Linked DNA regions of Homo sapiens: region 2 is linked to region 1. A link is a loop called in an ENCODE intact Hi-C map of the cell type or tissue named here. Cell type or tissue: A673. All regions are shown on one strand. Each heading gives the region's core, and the rest is flanking DNA. Links, peaks and the distances in the headings are about the cores only.

The links. Hi-C counts contacts between places; a loop is a spot of excess contacts. Peaks named below come from ENCODE experiments on the same cell type or tissue, not always from the same donor. Only the 100,000 strongest peaks of a DNase experiment are listed, where the experiment ranks them.
Region 2: a loop joins it to region 1, with 2.4 times the contacts of the local background. A loop is called at or near these places in 12 of 110 quality-filtered maps.

The regions. Positions count from the first base shown.
Region 1 is chrX:23,400,742-23,408,741 of GRCh38, reverse strand. It overlaps PTCHD1 (patched domain containing 1), which reads right to left. Exons shown (of 3, transcript NM_173495.3): 3 at 4,368-8,000. Among named protein-coding and RNA genes, the nearest start is that of PTCHD1, 70 kb to the right of the region's middle. In A673, for the core only: a CTCF peak has its summit at 4,689 (motif pointing left); a DNase peak (open chromatin) is centred at 2,751.
Region 2 is chrX:23,540,130-23,552,938 of GRCh38, reverse strand. No RefSeq gene overlaps it. Among named protein-coding and RNA genes, the nearest start is that of PRDX4, 120 kb to the left of the region's middle. In A673, for the core only: no CTCF peak of the experiment used is centred there; a DNase peak (open chromatin) is centred at 4,498.

The DNA of each region.
Region 1 (8,000 bases), core at 1-8,000:
TTGTCTCCTAGTCTGATTCTGGGGGAGACCCATTCTGAGACACTCATCTCCCTCATCATTATGTCAATAACAGATTGTAAGACATGTATGAACCAAATTCTGAAAAATGCTTGAGTTATAACACCTGAATTAGAAGATTCTAGGCTGGCACATCACACACTAGTAAATGTTCAACTCGGCATCTGCTTTATTTTTAATGCTGTGTGATGGCCAAACGTTTTGCAGTAGTGTTTGTTGTGTTTTCCCTTTGCCATGATCCAAGTAATGCAATAGGGGTACATACGTAGTTGTTTTTAGTTGTGTGCTTAATTTTAAAATCTGTATAAATATGAAATGACAGAGGTGTCTGTTTATTAAACACTGCAAGATTGTAGGATATTACACAGTATGTGACAGTATTTCAGCTTGTAATTGTGTCCTTTAGCTGTTGATACGTAATTCTATAACTTTTAGGAAAGAGTTAATCTGGAAGCCGCATCAGCCACCCTTTAGCGGAACCCAGGAATCCTTACAATCGCAAAAGTTTGGGAAACATTTGAGCCATACTAGCTGAAGTCTATGGATTGTTTTTTGAGTATTCTGAAACAGTAAAAGAATAAGGGAGGAGGGAGAACACTTTTAGAGAGAGAAAAAACATTCAAATTAATACAATGATAAAAATATTTTCACTTGCTAAGATTTCCAATTTCTTTAGTAATGGAAAGGAAATGCCCAGACCCTAGAAGGATTGAAAGTAAAGTCCTACTGTGAATTTGTATTTAATGACATTGCTGAATTTCCAGATTTTCTTTTCACACCTACAAAAGAAATGCTGGGATACAAATCTCACAACTATAGTTATTTCAAGTTTAAGCTTTGGACTCAGTGTGTATATATACAGAAATTATTTAGTAGTACTAGATCATTCTAAAATTTACCTTTTAGCCATGGAACATCAATTGCCAAGGTCTGTTAAACATATTTAGTACTACTTCCTGGTTTTGGGGTTTTTTTTTTGGTCATTCTATAATTCTTCTATAATGCAAGGTCAAGCGAAAAATTAAGTGGGCCCCTTTTTCTAACAACCATACATTTTTTAATTCATATAAATGCAGACAAATATGACAGCCTGGGATCCTTTACTTGATGGCTTCTAGGACTCTATTCTTACAGATTCAACATCTGTATTCCTGTTCAAGCTATAGTGATGGGTACTTATTATACATTCTTTTGGGGGTCTCTCCCAATGGATGTTTTTGAACTTGGCTTAGGTACTGTGACTCAAGGTTTTTTGTTTCTGTTTTTGTGTTTATTTTCTGTGAGTCAGTGATGCTCTCTGCAGAAATGAAGATTTTCATGTAGATGATGAAATGTCATCTCAGTGTAACACCTCGGGGGAGATAGCACTTGCCTCCAAGAGGGCAGGGTCTGGCATCTTGAGCCATGCCTTAGTATAAGAAATGTTAGTTTTCTCACCTCTCACTCTTTACTGTTAATTATTTTTTATTCTAAGAAATGACTCTTCCATTTTATAAAGTAAAATCATTGCTCCCCATGGTGGTTTTGAATAGACTTTAGCCCTTCGTCAATTTTCTAATTCTAAAAATATTTAAATTTTATAAAATATAACAATTGCTTCCCCCACCCTAGTTTTGAATATAGACTATCAACACCCTCATTCTTTCACAAGTCTGCCTATTCAAGTATGAGGCACAAATGAGAATATGCTATATTGAGGTTTTTTTTTTTTTAAATATCTCCTATGGGCTGTGTGTGGTGGCTCACACCTGTAATTCCAGAACTTTGGGAGGCTGAGGCAGGAGGATCATCTTGAGGCCAGGAACTTGAGGCTAGCCTGGGAAACATAGGGACACTCCCATCTCTACAAGAAATTAAAAAAGAAATTAGCCAGGCATGGGGGTGTGTGCCCATAGTCCTAGTCACTCAGGAGGCTGAGGCAAGATGATTGCTTAAGCCCAAGAGTTCGAGGCTACATGACTGCACCACTGCACCCCAGCCTGGGCAACAGAACGAAATTCTGTCTCTAAAATAAAATAAAATAAGCCACTTATGTTTAAGATCAAGCCCTATTGTCCTGTTGATCTATGCCAGCTGAAACATACAGCTTTTCATCCCATTTTAGATTCCAGCAAAAGCTAAATATTTTATGAGCTGCAACACTCACCAATTTTGCAAAGGGGATGGTAAAATAACCTAATTTAAGATCCAAAATCATCATCTACAGTCCATTTTAAAGTGAAAATTCTTTAAAAAGAAATCCTATTTTTATCTTTCCTCATAGAAAAAAAGGACAGAAATGGGAAGTAAAATATTTTCGCCTATCGAAAATTTTCCATGTATAGAAGTCATCCAGGTTGCCTGGTGACCTCATTGAAAGGAACAGTATTCATTCTTCTTCCACCCTTATGGGGAGGTTTTATCAGTACCCTTTTATAGGCAGCAACTTGAGCGTTGGCCTGTCTTCAAGGGAGATGTGGACTAAGATGGAATCATTTATTATAAAATGTCCCCAGAAATCTGGAATATGCACCTATCATTTTTCCATTAGGATAGAAACTTAACAAAGTATATGTTGAAAAATTAAAATAAATTCATTCACTTTCTCTTTTCCCTTAGCCTTTATTTTCCGGGCTATATAGGGAAATGTCAATGCTTCAGAGTAAAGCAAAGTGGGCAAAAATCCAAGGGATTAAATTTAGTTTCAGTGGCTGTCTGCTCACCATAAAATATTTCCAAGTTAGCTAAATTAATTGAATATGCAGTTACGAAATGGAATGCCCCAAGGAATTGGTAGCAAAGGCCTGGTGTGATATATTTACTTTTCTAACCCGATTTTTTCATCTGCATTACAGGTTTGGCTTCTAAAAAAGGAAGTCAGCCTGGATTGCTGACCCTTCTTCCATTTGTTGGAGAGTTACCTCTGATGAGAGAATGTTCACGGAGAAATTATCCTGTGTATGTTTACACACACACACACACACACACACACACACACACACACACTCTAGACATTCACCCGCCAGCGTGTGTGTGTGTGTGTGTGTGTGTGTGTGTGTGTGTGTGTGTGTGTGTGTTAGAGAGAGAGAGAGAGATCTGATTTCAGTTTCCATGGAAATGGGCTAAATAAGGACTTTAGCAGACAGGAGTGAGTGCTACTTCTCCTTTAGCTGTTCCCAGCTGCTGGGTTCCAGCTCAGCACTATTGAAACAAAATCTGAAATAATCCCAGTTCTTTACATTATGATATTGTAATTTGGTACCTGTAACATATAATTTTAGATTCAAACTTTCTTTTGTGACAGTGATAATCACTCATCCATTTATTTAGTCCTGTGAAATGAACTAAAAAAGAACACTAACCTAGCAACTCCCGACAATTGTTTTGACACCCCATGTATATATACTGCTTTGTTACTTTCCTCCTAGGTTTCTCCCCTTTCTCTCCATACAGGTGATGACCTATAACTAATACACCCAACATTTCCTCTTCCCAACCCTAAATACCCAGGGAAAACCAGAATTCTACAGAAAGAAGAGGCCAAGCTTATATTTTTTATTAGGCTTCTGCTGACTTCTTGTAAGCCCAGGCATGCAGGCATATAGGGTGCTTCCCACTACAATTTTATTTCCCCATTTGTGATTATATATTAAACTAAGGCCAGGAACTGGTTTTTCTTTTCTTACTTCAGAGACAGAGGTGTACCATTGTGACTGTTAAGCCAAAGAAGGCACCATATACAAGGTTTTATAAAAAGACATCTGCTGCTAAAGAAATACACAAGCAAGCAAACACAAAAAAAACCCCAAACCTCTGCCTGTAGGATATTGAGTCATATACACTTTTTTTTTGATTGCTAATCTGGTATAAACAAAACAAAACATAAACAACACTGAAGAACCCATACTAATTACTCTTAAAGAGAAATGAAATACCTGGACATAAAAAAGAAAGAAAAGGCCAGGCGCGGTGGCTCATACCTGTAATCCCAGCACTTTGGGAGACCGAGGCGGGTGAATCACTTGAGGTCAGGAGTTCAAAACCAGCCTGGTCAACATGGTGAAACCCCGTCTCTACTAACAATACAAAATTAGCTGGGCGTGGTGCACATCTGTAAATCCAGCTGCTTGGGAGGCTGAGGCAGGAGAATCGCTTGAACCCAGGAGACAGAGGTTGCAGTGAGCCAAGATCACGCCATTGCACCCCAGCCTGGGTGACAGAGTGAGACTCTGTCCCCCCCCCCCAAAAAAATCAAACTGGAGATATTCCCCTGGCCCACCGACATTTGACTCTTTGTTGTGTGCTTAGTAGAGGATTAGAAATAAACCCGAAAAAGTGAAAGCAAAAAGAGAAATATGTGAGATGATAGATATGTTAATTAGCTTGATTTAATCATTCCACAATGCATACATATATCAAAACATCACATTGTATCCCATAAATATATACAATTTTTATGTCAATTAAAAATAAATGAATAAAAAAGAAAAGGTGAAAGCAATACATTTGAAATCTCCTTTACATTCGAAATTTGATATCAGTATTGAAAACAGGATGCTTCATTGGAAGATGGGATTTTAATATGAAAAGATAGTCAACTAAGGACTCCATGTATTTGGCATGAGCCATTTCCCAGGTGACTTGGGGGCTTCTACATTGTATAAACTCGATGTGCAAGCATGAAAGATCGCCCTCTGGTGAAAGCTGGTCAGATGGAGAGGAACGGTGGAATTGCCAATCATCAGTGGGATGGTTTTCCCTGCTGATTTTGTTTCTGTGTAGGTGTGGGATGATTTAAATGCATATTTTAGGCATTAGAGAAACTCAAGTAGTACAAAATACCGGATTTTTTTTTTCCTGAAAGAGTTGGCCGTTTTTTATTACCTTGATTTTTTAAACTATCTTTAAAAGGGAAAAATACTGTACATATTTGCCTCAAATGTAACAAGTTTAGTCATATTTTTATAGATATTAAGAAATGCAGGGGTCTGGGGTGGCATACACAGCCTCTTCAGATAAAACATTTCTGTTTATATCCACGAACCATTCCCCTGTAGATACTGCAAATAAGCAGTAGAAACATCTAGGCTTGTTAATGTTCAGAAGGGCCTTGCTATGATGATGTAGAGGGTACCAAAAAAGATCTGTGTGTCTCTTGACTTTCGGTAAAAATTAGAGTTTATTAATGCCCCTTGCTGCAAAGTATTACAGCTCTTTGTGGGAAATTGTTCTGGGTACATTTTTGATTAAATTCCACCCTGAGCACGTTCTGCCTTTCCTGGAGAAAAGTGATGTGACTCACATTTTTTAAAGCTTTAGGTTTGACTATTATTTTTTTCTAGTAGGGTTTTATGCTTATCTGTCTCAAAACTGACCAAGCTGAACTCATTATGTGCTCTAGCATTTGGATACTTTTTCCTAGTTTGAAAATAGTTTATTATGACCAGAATCACCCACTTGCCTAAGTGTGAAGAAACCCAACTAAAATACTGGGAAACACAACATTAACTATGGGGTCTTTTTGGAGGAACAGATGATAAGGTTTCTGAATACTGAATTAGTGGTTACTTTGACAAGCTGTGGTCTTACGATCTATTGCCATGGAAGCAACTTAAAAATGTATTGTGATTTAGCCCAAAACTTTACAATGTAATATGCAATTTCAGGAACTTCTTTCACTAGCAATGACAATAAGAGAGGGGCCATGTTTAAATGTTTAAACTATTTTATGTCTAGGGTGAGGATCTTTTCCAACATTACTAAATATTCAACATAGCTTCTCTTCTTTTTTGTTTTCTCACCTACTACAATTGGACTGTTAAAGCAACATTGAACAGTTATCACTATTTTGTCATTAATAATTATTGGCAGAGATTATCTTTGCTGTTAAAAATACTAAGAGCATTGGCTATGTAGACATATTTTTTACAACTTTGAAACCTTTGTACATTTAGAGGAATGAGAGAAGTTTGATCAAGAAATTACTAAAACCAAGCTGAAATTTCTTTTGTTTGGGCCTAGCATTCAATAATTCAATAATTTTGCTCAAGGGTTCTAAGCTGGATTGTAAACCACAACAAATAGTGGGTGGTTGTATTATGGGATCATAAACAATAGGAAGAGAACTTGAGTGTATTCAAAGCTGCTGAAGAGGAATTATAGGTCAATAATTCAAAAGAGAATATGGGGTCTCTTTATTCAGAAAAACATAGATTCAGGCTCTGTATCTTTATCTTATAGACAATCCAGAACAATTTACATTATCCTCAGCTCATATTCAGTCATTCCTCACATATTTGATTGTTTTCAGCTTCCCAGTAATTACTTTTTCCCTGTTATACTCTATGCCAAGGTTTTTTGGGGGAACTGCACTAGGGTTCCTCTTAATGTCCCCTCCCATCCACTCTGTGTGTGTGTGTGTGAGAGAGAGAGAGAGAGACAGAGAGTTTGGTATAAGCTTCTAAGCTTCTAGTCTTGGATAGTTCTTCTGTTGCTTGTGTGACTGTTCTTCTAAATGGATGTTGCCTATCACCAGGCCTCCATGCATGGCACTTCCTTTCCTTGAGGTTGATGAAATGCACCGGTTTTCCCGTCAAACTGATGCTAGGGATCAATGGAAACTGCCCACTTCTTCCTAAGACGAGGAGTTGGCAATTTGGAGGGATCACCCCATATATTCTTCCTCACCACTTCTTTCCCCCTTCTCTGGATCACCAAGCAAATATTCTAAATAAATTTCCACAATTCCATACCTTGGAAGAGATCTCTGTCGTTTTGGGTCTATGCTATTCTTCTTGCTTATGACTTGGAAAATTCCAACAAATGCAATTTTCCCACTGTGAAACTGTTAGCAATTTTTAAATTGCAAGGCACATTCACTTTTCCAGGTTTCTTTTCTTTAAAGCTTACTATTTGGCTGCTCTTAGCTGTGCTCGTGCATAAGAAACATATAGAAGGGGAAGATAACATTTTTTCAATGGTATCCTGCAGACATCCGAAGCCTTTGGCCTGCCAAACCTTACAGAACTATAGGGCTGGGCCTGCCAAGGCATTTTAATGTGCCTCAAATGTGTCAGGCATATTGTAAAAGGTGGTGTGCATGTGTATGTGTGCATGCACATCTGTGATATGTGTGTATGTAAGCATGTGCATATGTACAGGTATATGTTTCTATGTTTTATAGTTGTGTTGTACACACATATATGCATGTGTACATTTATGTGTGTCAATGTGTATGTGTGTGTGTGAAGCAGAGCCAACGGGTCATTACCAGTTTGCCCAGTCACCCACAGTCCTGGGAGGCATCGTGGCAACTGCCTTGGTGATTCTGGATCAGTGCGTAAAGGCAATTTTGACAGGATGGTAATTTAAAGAATAAATATCTGAAAGGCTGAGCTAAACATGTTCAAGATTCATCCTAGAAAATTAAGGAAATTGTTTTGTCAAAGAGAACGTTATTAGTTTTCCTGAGCATGAGCCTGGAATGAGTAATGGAAATGGGCTGGGTCTTTGCCATTTTGCAGGAATTAGACAAAGCACTTTGTTGATCCTAATGAACAAAGCCCTTGCCGGGCACGGTGGCTCACGCCTGTAATCCCAGCACTTTGGGAGGCCGAGGCGGGTGGATCACGAGGTTAGGAGATCGAGACTATCATGGGTAACACGGTGAAACCCCATCTCTACTAAACACACACACACACACACACACACACACACACACAATTAGCCGGGCGCGGTGGCGGGCACCTGTAGTCCCAGCTACTCAGGAGGCTGAGGCAGGAGAATGTCGTGAACCTGGGAGGTGGAGCTTGCAGTGAGCTGAGATGGCGCCACTGCACTCCAGCCTGGGTGACAGAGTGAGACTCCATCTCAAAAAAAAACAAACAAACAAACAAAAAAGACAAACCCCTCAAACTTTACATCAGATGCTACAAAGTTGAGCTAATATTCCTCCATCTCAATAGAAGGCTTTCCTTATCATGGCTGGGCAGAAGATGATGGAA
Region 2 (12,809 bases), core at 1-8,000, 140 kb before region 1:
CATTTAAAATCTATTAACAATTTCCAAGAAAATAATACATTATCATTAACTATAATTAACATGTTGTACAAGTTCTCTTGAACTTATTCCTCCTGTAATACGTGTTAATTACATTGATCTAGCCATTTCACAGTGTATACATCCATGTGTTTCAAAACGTACCGTACATGAAAATTATGTACAATTTAAAGCTGTCAAAGAAGCCAGGAAATTATGGAAAAAAATGTAAAAGACACAATTTGAGACATGTAGAAAAGGCTCAATTTTGACAAATAATTTTATTGCTTTACAATTCCAAGAACATGTCAGCACTGCATGACATTATCAACTCTGTTGGGGCAATGACTGAAATTTGGCTTAGGTTTTTCATTATCTTTGTGGTGTTTGAAATATTCAGGCAAATTTTGTTTCTCTTGTCAGTGTGGGTCAGAGTCCAAGTTAGATATAGCCAAGCAGGGGCTTCTGGCTCATTAGAGAATATTTCCCAGACTGCTGGTCTATATCCTCATTGCAATTGATGATGACAGACAACAGAAATAATAAACTTAACTTACTTTGAAAAACAACAGTAGTTATTGTCTTTCTTTGACTCATTCTTTTATCTGCACAGATTAGCTTTGCTGTTCTCTCATCTGAGTCCATTTAATATTGTGCATGTATATGGGAGTATAAAGGTTCTTAAATCTAAGTTTTTACTAGAGAAAAAGAGTTTTATTGTGGTCTGATTGTAGGAAATCTCACTTTATGTGAAATGTGCCCATAACCCTACTTAATTTGCACCTATTAAAATGTCAAAAAATGGTACATCTTGAATTTGACCTGGAATATTCCAGAGTGATAAAGTTTTTAGTCCTCTTAAGTGTGGCAGGGATTTTCTTCTTGGCTGCATTGATTCCTTCTCCATTTGAATGTAACCCTTGAGGCTGCAAACTCATTTTCCTAAATAAATGGTCACGGTGTTTACCAGAATTTTATTACTATGGCAGAGAGCTCATCATTGGGATTTTTTTAAATGGGGGAAATTTCATGGCATGTTTTCAAGGTTATTACCCAAAGCTGCATATATATAACAAGGTTTTATTTTTCTTTTAAAGTTATTGTCAGAATAGATGCCAGTATAGCTGTTTCAGTTACTCAAATGATCGTGGCTAGCAAGAACTTTTTAATTTGGGACTATTAGGAAATCCAGTTGGAATGTTTAGAAAAATAAACTATCATACTGGCTCACTAATTGATTTCTTCTGTACTTTAATCATCCATCCATCCATCATCTGGGATTGAAAACAAGTGCTAAGTGTGTCAAGAGGAAAAATAGATAATCTGTTTTCTCATGGAGCTCATCTTCTTAGATGAGTAGCATGTATACACAAATAAATTATAATTTATTTTAGCAATGATAAAAGTATTAGGTACATGCTATAGAGAAAGGAGGGCCTAACCTAATTTTGGGGGAGAGAGATTGGTTAGAAGACCTTCATAGAGAAGTTGACATCTGAGTAGGGTTTTGAAGTTGGAATAGAAGATGAGAGATGGTGGGTAGTTAGGCTCCAAATTATAAAAGGTCTTATACCTTCTGCTAAGGAAGTTGGTTTGATTTTTATCCTGTAGGGAATCATAAGCTTCTAGATAATTTTACCTAGGAAAGAGATATTATCAAATTTGCATTTTGGAAAGAACTTTTCAGGAATGATGTAAGAGATGCACTGGAAGAGAGGGGTGGAGTTGTGTTTATATGAGGCTGGAGGTAGAGAAAGCAACTAGGAGCTATGCAAAGAACCCACACAAGAGCTAAAAATTGCTTAAACTAAGTGAGAATGAAGAGAAAGCGGCAGATTCAAGAGATAATTAGGAAGTAGAATTGGCAAGACAATATCTGAGAAATTATTACTAAAATATAGAAGATATAAAAGAGAATATGTTGGGAAGATGGATGGGAAGAGAGAATGATTTTATGTTTTTGCTATTTTGAGGTTGTAGCACCCCTAACAGATAACTAGACTGCTATATAACCTTGGATAACTGCTAAGTAAGTCTGGAGTAGAGACATGTGTTTGGAAATCAGAGAATAGTTAAAACTAGAGGAGTAGATGGGATGTTTGAGGGGCTGAGCGCAGGGCATACTCCCCAATCTGTTTTTCTGTCTCCATGCTTTTCTTTTGTGCAACACTCTGATCTCATGTTGCTGATTGCTGATGCTTTCCACCAGGATGAGGAGGGAGGGGGGCGTGTCCTAAGCCCAGTTAAGAATCACTAGAAGCTTGACTAAGAAGTTCCTTATAAATGTAGTAAAAGATTGAGGAGAAGGTGAAGTCCCAGAATCCAAAGAAAGAGGGTTTTAAGAAAGCAAAAACCCAATTGCTCAACAGGGGGTTAGTTTACTGTAAAAGTAGAAGAAGACAGAAGGGAAAAGCTTGATATTGTTCTTGGCAATGGTTGTTTGGATATGACACCAAAAGCACAAGCAACAAAAACAAAACTAGACAAGTAGGACTATCTCAAACTAAAAAGCTTCTGTACAGCAAGGGACACAATCAACAGAGTGAAAAGGCAACCTGCCTAAAGGGAGAAAATTGTAAATCATTTATCTGATAGGAGGTTAACATCCAAAATATATAAAAATTTTCTACAACGTAAGAGCAAAAACCCCCAAATCTGATTAAAAAGTGGGCATAGGACTTGAATAGACATTTCACCAAAGAAGTCATACAAATGACCAACAGTTATATGAAAAGGTGCTCAACATCATTAATCATCAGGGAAATGCAAATTAAAATCACATTGAAATATCATCATACACTTGTTAGGATGGCTATTATTTAAAAAAAAAAGAAATATTTTCAAGGATGTGGAAAAATGGAAACCCTTATATACAGTTGGTAGGAATCTAGAATGGCTCAGTAACTATGGAGAAAAGTATGAAGGTTCCTCAAAAAATTAAAAACAGAACTACCAAATGATCCAGCAGTCTCCCTGCTAGATATATATCGAAAAGAATTGAAATCAGGATTTTTTTTTTGTTTTTTTTTGAGATGGAGTATCGCTCTGTCACCCAGGCTGGAGTGCAATGGCACAATCTCGGCTCACTGCAACCTCTGTCTCCTGGGTTGAAGCAATTCTCCCGCCTCAGTAGCTGGGATTACAGGCGCGCGCCATCATGCCCGGCTAATTTTTGTGTTTTCGTAGAGACAGGGTTTCACCATGTTGGCCAGGCTGGTCTCAAACTCCTGACCTCAGGTGATCCACCAGCCTTGGCCTCCCAAAGTACTAGGATTACAGGCGTGAGCCACCGCACCTGGCCTGAAATCAGGATCTTGAAGAGATATATGCATTTCTATGTTCATTGCAGCATTATTCATGATAGGCAAGATTTGAAAACAACGTAAATGTCCATCAGTGGATGAATGGATAAAGAAAAAATGTGTTATATAATGTTATATAATAATGGAAGATTATTCAGCCTTAAAAAGAAAGAAATTCCGCCACATGTGATAACATGGATGAACCTGGAAGACATTATGCTATGTGAAATAAGCCAGTCACAGTAGGAAAAATACCGCATGATTCCGCTTATATGAGGTATGTAAAGTAGTCAAACTCATAGAACAGAAAGTAGAGTGATAGTTGCCAGGGGCTATTGAGAGGAGGAAAAGGAGAGTTGATAAAAGTGTATAAAGTTTCAGTTATGAAAGATGATTAAGTTCTAGAGATCAGCTGTACATCATACTTTCTATGGATAACAATTCTGAGTCGTGCACTTAAAAATTGGTTAAGAAGGTAGATCTCACATTAAGTGTTCCTACAGAAAAAGCAAAAACAAAACCACAAAGGGGCATGAAGAAACTTTTGGAGGTGATTGATGTTTATTATCTTGATTGTGGTGGTCATTTCACTAGTGGGTGCATATGTCCAAACTTATCAAGTTGTACACATAAAATATGTGTGATTTTTGTATATCAATTTTGCATCAATAAAGCTGTTACAAAGAGAGAACATTTAAAAAATTTAAAACATGTATAGTGATAATCATACTTAACAGGTCTAGCTCTAGCATTGAACACGGATGACTCTGAAGTCAGAAATTACTGAGAAAGACTCTCAAGCATTTGAAATGATTGTCATGGACTGCTTTGTTAAAACCTTATGTCTTTCATAAGCTTATTTCACTTCATTTTGAGCAAGCTTTGCTATTTTTAATACCTGCAAGTATTTTGAACATGTGTTTAAAATTATTTTCTTCAGAATCTGCCTAATCATTGTCTTTTATATTCTGAAAATTATTCCTCCGCTAAAAACAAGGGTGCAAATTCTGTTTTTCTAGAAACAGAATGATATACTCAAACTGATATTAGAAATCAGGGTTCAAACACGGATATAATAGTAAAATTCCTTCTATCTATACTGTGGCTAACATTTGGTGGATTCAATTTGCAAAAACTGCTGCATGAGAGAATGCTACATACAGGCCCCCTGCTGCTTCTAGTTTTGCTGCTGTTAATCAGACTTAGTGCAATAATAAAAATGTCAAGCTCTGCTATACACAAGCCTACCGCAGAGATATCACACGTTTGATTCCAGACCACTACAATAAAGTGAGTCACACAAATAAAGTGAGTCACGCAAATTTTTGGTTTCCGAGTGCATATAAAAATTATGTTTACACGATACTGTAGTCTATTGAGTATGCAACAGCATTATGTCTAAAAAGAACAATGTACATATCTTAATTGAAAAATGCTTTATTGCTAAAAAATGCTAATCATCATCTGAGCCTTCAGTGAGTTGTAATCTTTTAACTGGTGGAGAGTCTTGCCTTGATATGGATGGCTGCTGACCGATCAGGGTGGTAGTTGAAGATTGGCGTATCTGTGGCAATTTCTTAAAATAAGACAACAATGAAGTTTGATGCATTGATTGACTTCCTTTCATGAAAGATTTCTCTGTAGCATGTGATGCTATTTGATAGCATTTTACCCACAGAGCTTCTTTCAGAATTGGAGTCAATTCTCTCAAACCTTGTCACTGCTTTATCAACTAAGTTTATGTGATATTCTAAGTCTTTGTTGTCATTTCAACAATGTTCACAGCATCTTCAGCAGGAATATATTTCATCTCAAGGAACCACTTTTTTTTCATCCATGAGAAGTAGCGTCTCACACATTCAAGGCTGATCATGAGATTGCAGCAATTCAGTCACATCTTCAGGCTCCACTTCTAGTTCTCTTGCTAGTTCTCTCACATCTGCAGTTTCTTCCTCCACTGAAGTCTTGAATTCCTCTCAAAGTCACCCATGAGGATTGGAATTAACTTCTTCCAAACTCTTGTTGATATTTTGGCCTCCTCCCATGAATCACAAATGTTCTTAATGGCCTCTAGAATGACGAATTCTTTCTAGACTTTTTTTTATATCTAAGAGACATCTGTACCCCTGTGTTTATTTAATTTTTTAATGCTTTGTAATATCCTTTATTTAAAAAAATTTTGTGGGTACATAGTGGGTATATATATTTATGCATTATGTGAGCTGTATTGATATAGGCATGCAATGCATAATAATTACATCAAGGTAAATGGGGTATCCCTCACCTCAGGCATTTATCCTTTGTGTTACAAACAATCCAGTTATACTCTTTTAGTTATTTTAAAATGCACAGTTAAATTATTTTTGACTATAGTCGTCTTGTTGTGATGGCAAATACAAGGTCTTATGCGTTATGCATTATTTCTATGTTTTTAAGTACCCACTACCATTCCCACTTTCCCCCCACACTCCTCTACTCCCCTTCCCACCTTTTGGTAACTATCCTTCTACTCTCTATCTCCATGAGTTCAATTGTTTTAATTTTTAGCTTCCACAAATAAGTGAGATCATGTGAAGTTTGTCTTTCTGTGCCTGGCTTATTTCACTTAACATAATGATCTCCAGTTCCATCCATGTTGTTGCAAATGACAGGATTTCATCTTTTTTATGGCTGAATAGTATTCCATTGTGTTTATGTACCCCATTTTCTTTATCCATTTATCTGTTGATGGACACCTAGGTTGCTTCCAAATTTTGGCTATTGTGAATAGTGCTACAATAAACATGGGAGTTCAGATATCTCTTTGATATACTGATTTCCTTTCTTATGGGTATATATACCTAGGAGTGGGATTTCTGGAACATATGGTAGCTCTATTTTTAGCATTTAGTTCTTTTTTTTTTTTTTTTTTTTTTAAATAAGGTCTTTTTCTGTCACCGAGGCTGGAGAGAAGTGCCATAATAATAGCTCACTGCAGCCTGAAACTCCTGGGCTCAAGCAATCCTCCTGCCTTAGCTTCCCAGTGTGCTGGGATTGTAGGCATAAGTCACCATGGCTGGCTTATTTTTAGTGTTTTTAGGAACCTCAAAACTGTTCTCCATAGTGGTTGCACTAATTTTCATTCCCCAAAACAGTGTATGAGGGTACTCTTTTCACCACATCCTTGCCAGCATTTGTTATTGCCTGACTTTTTGGGTAAAAGCCATTTTAACTGGAGTGAGATGATATCTTGTTGTATTTTTGCTTTACATTTCTCCAGTGAGCAATGATGTTGAGCACTTTTTCATATTCCTGTTTGCATTTGTGTATTTTCTTTTGCGAAATCTCTATTCATATCTTTTGCCCATTTGTAATCAGATTATTAGATTTTCTCCTCTAGAATTGTTTGAGCTTTTTATATATTCTGGTTATTAATATCTTGTCAGATGGGTAATTTGCAAATATTTTCTCCCATTTAGTGTCTTTTCACTTTGTTGGCTGTTTCCTTTGCTGTGTATAAGCGTTTTAACTTGATGTGATCCCATTTATCCCTTTTTGCTTTGGTTGCCTGTGCTTGTGAGGTATTGCTCAAGAAATCTTTGACCAATGCAATGTCCTGGAGAGTTTCTCCAATTTGTTTTGTAGTGGTTTCACAGTTTTAGGTCTTAGATTTAAGTCTTTAATCCACTTTGATTTGATTTTTGTATATGGTGGGAGAGAGGAGTCTAGTTTCATTCATTTGCATATAGAGATGCAGTTTTCCCAGTACCATGTATTGAAGATACTGTCCTTTCCCCAATGCATGTTCTTGGCACGTTTCTCAAAAATGAGTTCAATGTAGATGTATGGATTTATTTCTGGGTTCTCTATACTGTTCCATTGATCTATGTGCCTGTTTTTATGCCAGTACCATGCTCTTTTGGTTACTACAGCTTTGTAGTATAATTTAAAGCCAGGTAATATGATTCCTCCAGTTTTGTTATATTTGCTCAGGATAGTTTTGGCTATTCTGATTGTTTTGTAGTTCCATATAAATTTTAGGATTGTTTTTCTATTTCTGTGAAGAATGTCATTGGTATTTTGATAGGGATTGCACTGAATCTGTAGATTGCTTTGTGTAGTATGCTTTGGGTCATTTTTAGCAATACTGATTCTTCTAATCCATGATGATGGAATATCTTTTTACTTTTTTGTGTCATCTTTAATTTCTGGCATCAATGTTTTACAATTTTCACTGTAGAGGACTTTCACTTCTTTGCCTAAGTTAATCTCTAGGCATTTAATTTTATTTGTAACTATTGTAAATGGGATTACTTTCTTGCTTTCACTTTTAGGTTGTTTGCTATGTGGAGTCTTGCTCTGTCGCCAGGCTGGAGTGCAGAGGTGCAATCTTGGCTCACTGCAACCTCCGCCTCCCGGGTTCAAGCGATTCTCCTGCCTCAGCCTCCTGAGTAGCTGGGACTACAGGTGCTCGCCAGCATGCCCAGCTAATTTTTGAATTTTTAGTAGAGATGGGGTTTCACCATGTTGGCCAGGATGGTCTTGATCTGTTGACCTTGTGATCCACCTGCTCTGGCTTCCCAAAGTGCTGGGATTACAGGCATGAGCCACCATGCCCAGCTCGAAACGCTACTAATTTTTGTATGTTGATTTTATATTCTGCAACTTTACTGAACTTATCAGTTCTAATAGTTTTCTAGTAGCATGTTTAATTTTTTCCAAATATAAGATCATATCATCTGCAAACAAGGATAATTTGACTTCTTCCTTTCCAGTTTGGATGCCCTTTATTTCTTTCTCTTGTCTGATTGCTCTAGCTAGGACTTCCAGTACTATGTTAAATAACAGTGGTGAAAGTGGCTTTCCTTGTTGTGTTGCAGATCTTAGAGAGAAGGCTTTCAGTTTTTCCCCATTCAGTATGATACTAGCCATGGGTCTGTCGTTCTGTCGTATAAGGCTTTTATTATGTTGAGATGTGTCCCTTCCATCCCCAGTTTTTTGAGGGTTTTTATGATGAAGGGGTGTTGAATTTTATCAAATGCTTTTCAGCATCAATTGAAAGGATCATACGGTTTTTATCCTTCATCCTTCATTGTGTTGATAAGATGTATCACATTGTTTGATTCTCATGTGTTGAACCATCTTTGCATCCAGGGATAAATCTCAATTGGTCATCGTGGATGATGTGCCTAATGTATTGTTGAATTCTGTTTGCTAGTATTTTGTTAAGGATTTTTGCATCAATATTCATCAGAGATATTGACCTGTAGTTTTCTTTTTTTGATGTGTCTTTGTCTGGTTTTGGTACCAGGGTAATACTGGCTTTGTAGAATGAGTTTGAGAGTATTCCCTCCTCCTCTATTTTTCAGAGTAGTTTGAGTAGGATTGATATTAGTTCTTCTATATGTTTGGTAGAATACAGCAGTGAAGCCATTGGTTCCTGGGCTTTTTTTACTGGGAGACTTTTTATTATGGCTTTGATCTCATTACTTGTTATTGGTTTTGGATGTCTTCCTAGTTCAACATTGGTAGGTTATGTGTGTCTAGGAATTTGTCCATTTCTCCTAGATTGTCCAATTTGTTGGCATATAGTTGCTCATAGTAACCACTAATGATCCTTTGCATTTCCATGGTATCAGTTGTAATGCCTCCTTTTTCATCTCTGATTTTATTTATTTGAATCTTCTCTCTTTTTTTCTTAGTCTGGCTAAAGTTTTGTCTATTTTGTTTAACTTTTCAAAAAACCAACTTTTTGTTTGATTGATCTCCTGTATTATTTTTTTCATTTATTTCTGCTCTGACTTTTATTTTTTTTTCTACTAATTTTGGGTTTGGTTTGCTCTTGCTTTTCTAGTTATTTAAGATGCATTATTAGGTTGTTCATTTGAAGTATTTCTTCTTTGGATGTGAGCACTTAATAGCTATAAACCTCCCTTTTGGTACTGTTTTTGCTGTATCCTATAGATTTTGGTATGTTGTGTTTCCATTATCATTTGTTTCAAGACATTTTTGAATTTTCTTCTTAATCTGTTCATTGACCCAGCAGTCCTTCAGGAGCCTAGTGTTTAATTTTTATGTGTTTGTATGGTTTCCAACATTCTTCTTGTTATTGATTTCTAGTTTTATTCTATTGTGGTCAGAGAAAATGCTTGATATTCAAGTTTTTTGAGTGTTTTAAGACTTGTTTTGTGACCTAACTTATGGTCTATCCTTGAGAATGACCCATATGCTGAGAAAAAGAATGTGTATTCTTCAGCCATTCGATGAAATGTTTTATAAATATCTATTTGATCCATTTGGTCTATAGTGGAAATTAAGTCCATTTTTCGTTGTTGTTGATTTTCTGTCTGGAAGATCTGTCCAATGCTGAAAGTGGGGTGTTGAAGTCTCCAGCTATTATTGTATTGGGGGCCTGTCTCTCTCTTTAGCTCTAATAGTATTTGCTTTATAGATCTGGGTTCTCCAGTGTTGGGGACATATATATTTAAATTGTTATATCCTCTTGCTGAACTGGCCACTTTTTGATTATATAGTGACCTTCTTTGCCTCTTTTTATAGTTTTTGTCTTGAATTCTATTTTGTCTGATTTAAGTATAGCTACTTCTGCTCTCTTTTGGTTTCTATTGGCCATGGAATATCTTTTTCCATACCTTTATTTTCAGGCTATGTGTATCTTTATAGGTGAAATGTGTTTCTTGTATTCAACAGATAATTGGGTCTTATTTTTTTTTTTTTTTTATCAATTTAGCCAGCCTATGTCTTTGGATTGGAGAATTTAGTCCTTTTACATTCAATGTTATTGATAAGTAAGGATTTACTCCTGCCATTTTGTTGTTTGTTTTCTGTTGTTTTGTGGTCTTTCCCTTCCTTCTTTCCTACTTGTTTCCCTTTTTGAAGGTGATTTTCTTTGGTGGCATGTTTTTCTTTTCTTTTCTTTTTTTAGACAGAGTCTCATTCTGTCACCCAGGATGGAGTGCAGTGGCACCATCTTGGCTTACTGCAACCTCTGCCTCCCGGGTTCAAGTAATTCTTGTGCCTCAGCCTTCCAAGTAGCTGGGAATACAAGCATGCCACCATGCCCAGCTAATTTTTTTTTTTTTTTTTTTTTGTATATTTAGGAGACACAGGGTTTTACCATGTTGGCCAGCCTGGTCTTGAACTCCTGACCTCAAGTGATCCACCCACCTCGGCCTCCCAAAGTGCTGGGATTACAGGCATGAGCCACTGCACCCGGCCTCTGGTGGCATGTTTTAATTTTTTGCTCTTTTTAAAAATCTGTTTTAGGCTTTTTGATTTGAGGTTACCATGAGACTTAGAAATAATATCTTATAGCCCATTATTTTAAACTAGTGACAGCTTAACCCTCATGGCATAAACAAACTAACAAGCAAAGAAAAAACTAATGAAAACTCTACATTTTGACTTAACGCCCCCCACTTTTTTAACTTTTTGTTGTTTTGATTTATCTATTATTATACTGTCTGTCTTGAAAACTTGTAGTTATTATTTTTTATATGTTCATCTTTAGTCTTTCCATTAAAGATGTGAGTAGGTTACACAGCACAATTATAGTTTTATAATATTTTGTGTTTGGGAGTGTGTTTACTATTACCAGTAAGTATCATACCTTCAGATGGTTTCTTATTACTGGTTAATGTCCTTTTCTTTCATATTGAAGAACTCCCTTTAGCATTTCTTATAGGACAAGTCTGGTGTTGATGACATCCCACAGCTTTTGTTTTTCTGGGAAAGTGTTTATTTCGCCATCATGTTTGAGGGTATTTTTACTGAATATAGTATTCTAGGATACAAGTAATTTTCCTTCTGCACTTTAAATATTAATATATCATCCCTCTCTCTCCTAGCCTTTAGGGTTTCCACTGAAAAGTCTGCTGCCAGACATATTGGAGCTCCATTGTATGTTATTTATTTCTTTTCTTTTGCTGCTTTGAGGATCCTTTATTTATCCTTGACCTTTGGGATTTTGATTATTAAATGCTTTGAGGTAGTCTTATTTGGTTATATCTTTCTTTGGTTATATCTGCCTATGTTTGATCAAGGCCTTGGGGATCTACAATCAGCAAGTAGCAAAGCCAGTCAGGCCTGTGTTCTTCCTTTCAGGACAGCAAGTTTCCCCCAGGCCCCAGGTGGGTCCAGAAATGCCATCCAGGAGTCAGGACTAGAGTCAAAAACCTCAGAAGTCTGCCTGGTATTCTATTGTATTGAGGCTAAGCTGGCACTCAAACCACAAGACACAGTCCTTGTCACTCTTCAGTTCCCTTTCCAAAGGCAGAGGAGCCTCACCTCATAGCCACTGCTGCCCCTGGCCACCAGTAGTACTGCCAGACTACCAGCCAATGTTCCCTTAAGGCCCAAGGGCTCTTAAGTCAGCTTGTGGTAAATGTTGCCTGGTCTGGGACTTACCCTTTAGGGCAATGGGCTCCTCTCTGGCCCAGGGCAGATCCAGAAATGCCATCCAGTAGTCAAGTCTTGGGATTGGGGATCCCAAGAGCCTGCTTGGTGGTCTACCCACCCGTAGTGGTGTTGTTACCTAACGTGCAAGACAAAGTCTCCTTTACTTTTCCCTCTGCTTTTCTCAAGCAGAAGGAGTTTTGCCCCATAGCCACTGTAGCTGGTAATGTGCTGAGTCGCACCTGAAGCCAGCCAGTGTCAGATGCTCACCAAGGCCTTCTATGTAGTACCTGGGTATCACTGCTGGTTATTAAAGGCCCAAGGGCTCTTCAGTTAGCAGGTGATTAATGCTGGCAGGACTGGGGTTTTTTTTTCCTTCAAGGCAGCAGGTTCCCTTCTGGTCCAGGGTGTGTCTAGAAATGTCTGGGAGCCGGGGCCTGGAACGGGGGCATCTCTTTTGGAGCCACGAACTGTTCAGCCTTGGGGTTAGGGGACGCATGATGCTAGCACTCTCTTAGCTGCCCCAGCTGGTGTCTCAGTATGTCTCAGCACCCCCGCCCGCAGTGTACTGTCTCTGGGCCTAGTTAAGCCCAAGGACTTGCTTACAAACTGCAGTCCTTATGGCTCAGACTGCCTATCAAGTTTACTTAGAGATTGAGAGCACCTTGGCCCTCGGTGGTGAGGTTTGTTGGCACTCAAGTTTCGCCCGCTTGTATTGGCAATACCCCTCTAGCTAGGACTGGTTTAAATGCTCCCTCTGTGGGCGGGTGTCAGCTGAGTTTGTTCGGGTTTTCCCTTTTGCTCTGATAGGACAGCACTGAGTTCAATGCCTCACAATTGCTGTGTTTCCTCTCCCCCAGCGCCCAGAGACATTCTCTGCACCAAGCTGCTCCTGCCAGGGGTGGGGAAAGGGTGGCGTTAGTGATTTAGGTCTGTTTTTTCTATCTCTTGAGTACCTCTTTCAGCAATATGAAGTTGAAACCAGGTACTATTACTGCTCACTTGATTTTTGGTCCTTATGAAGGTGTTTTTTTCTGAGTAGATAGTTGTTAACTTGGTGTCCTTGTTGTGGGGGATGATCAGTGGAGCTTTCTATTCCACCATCTTGCTCCCAAGTTC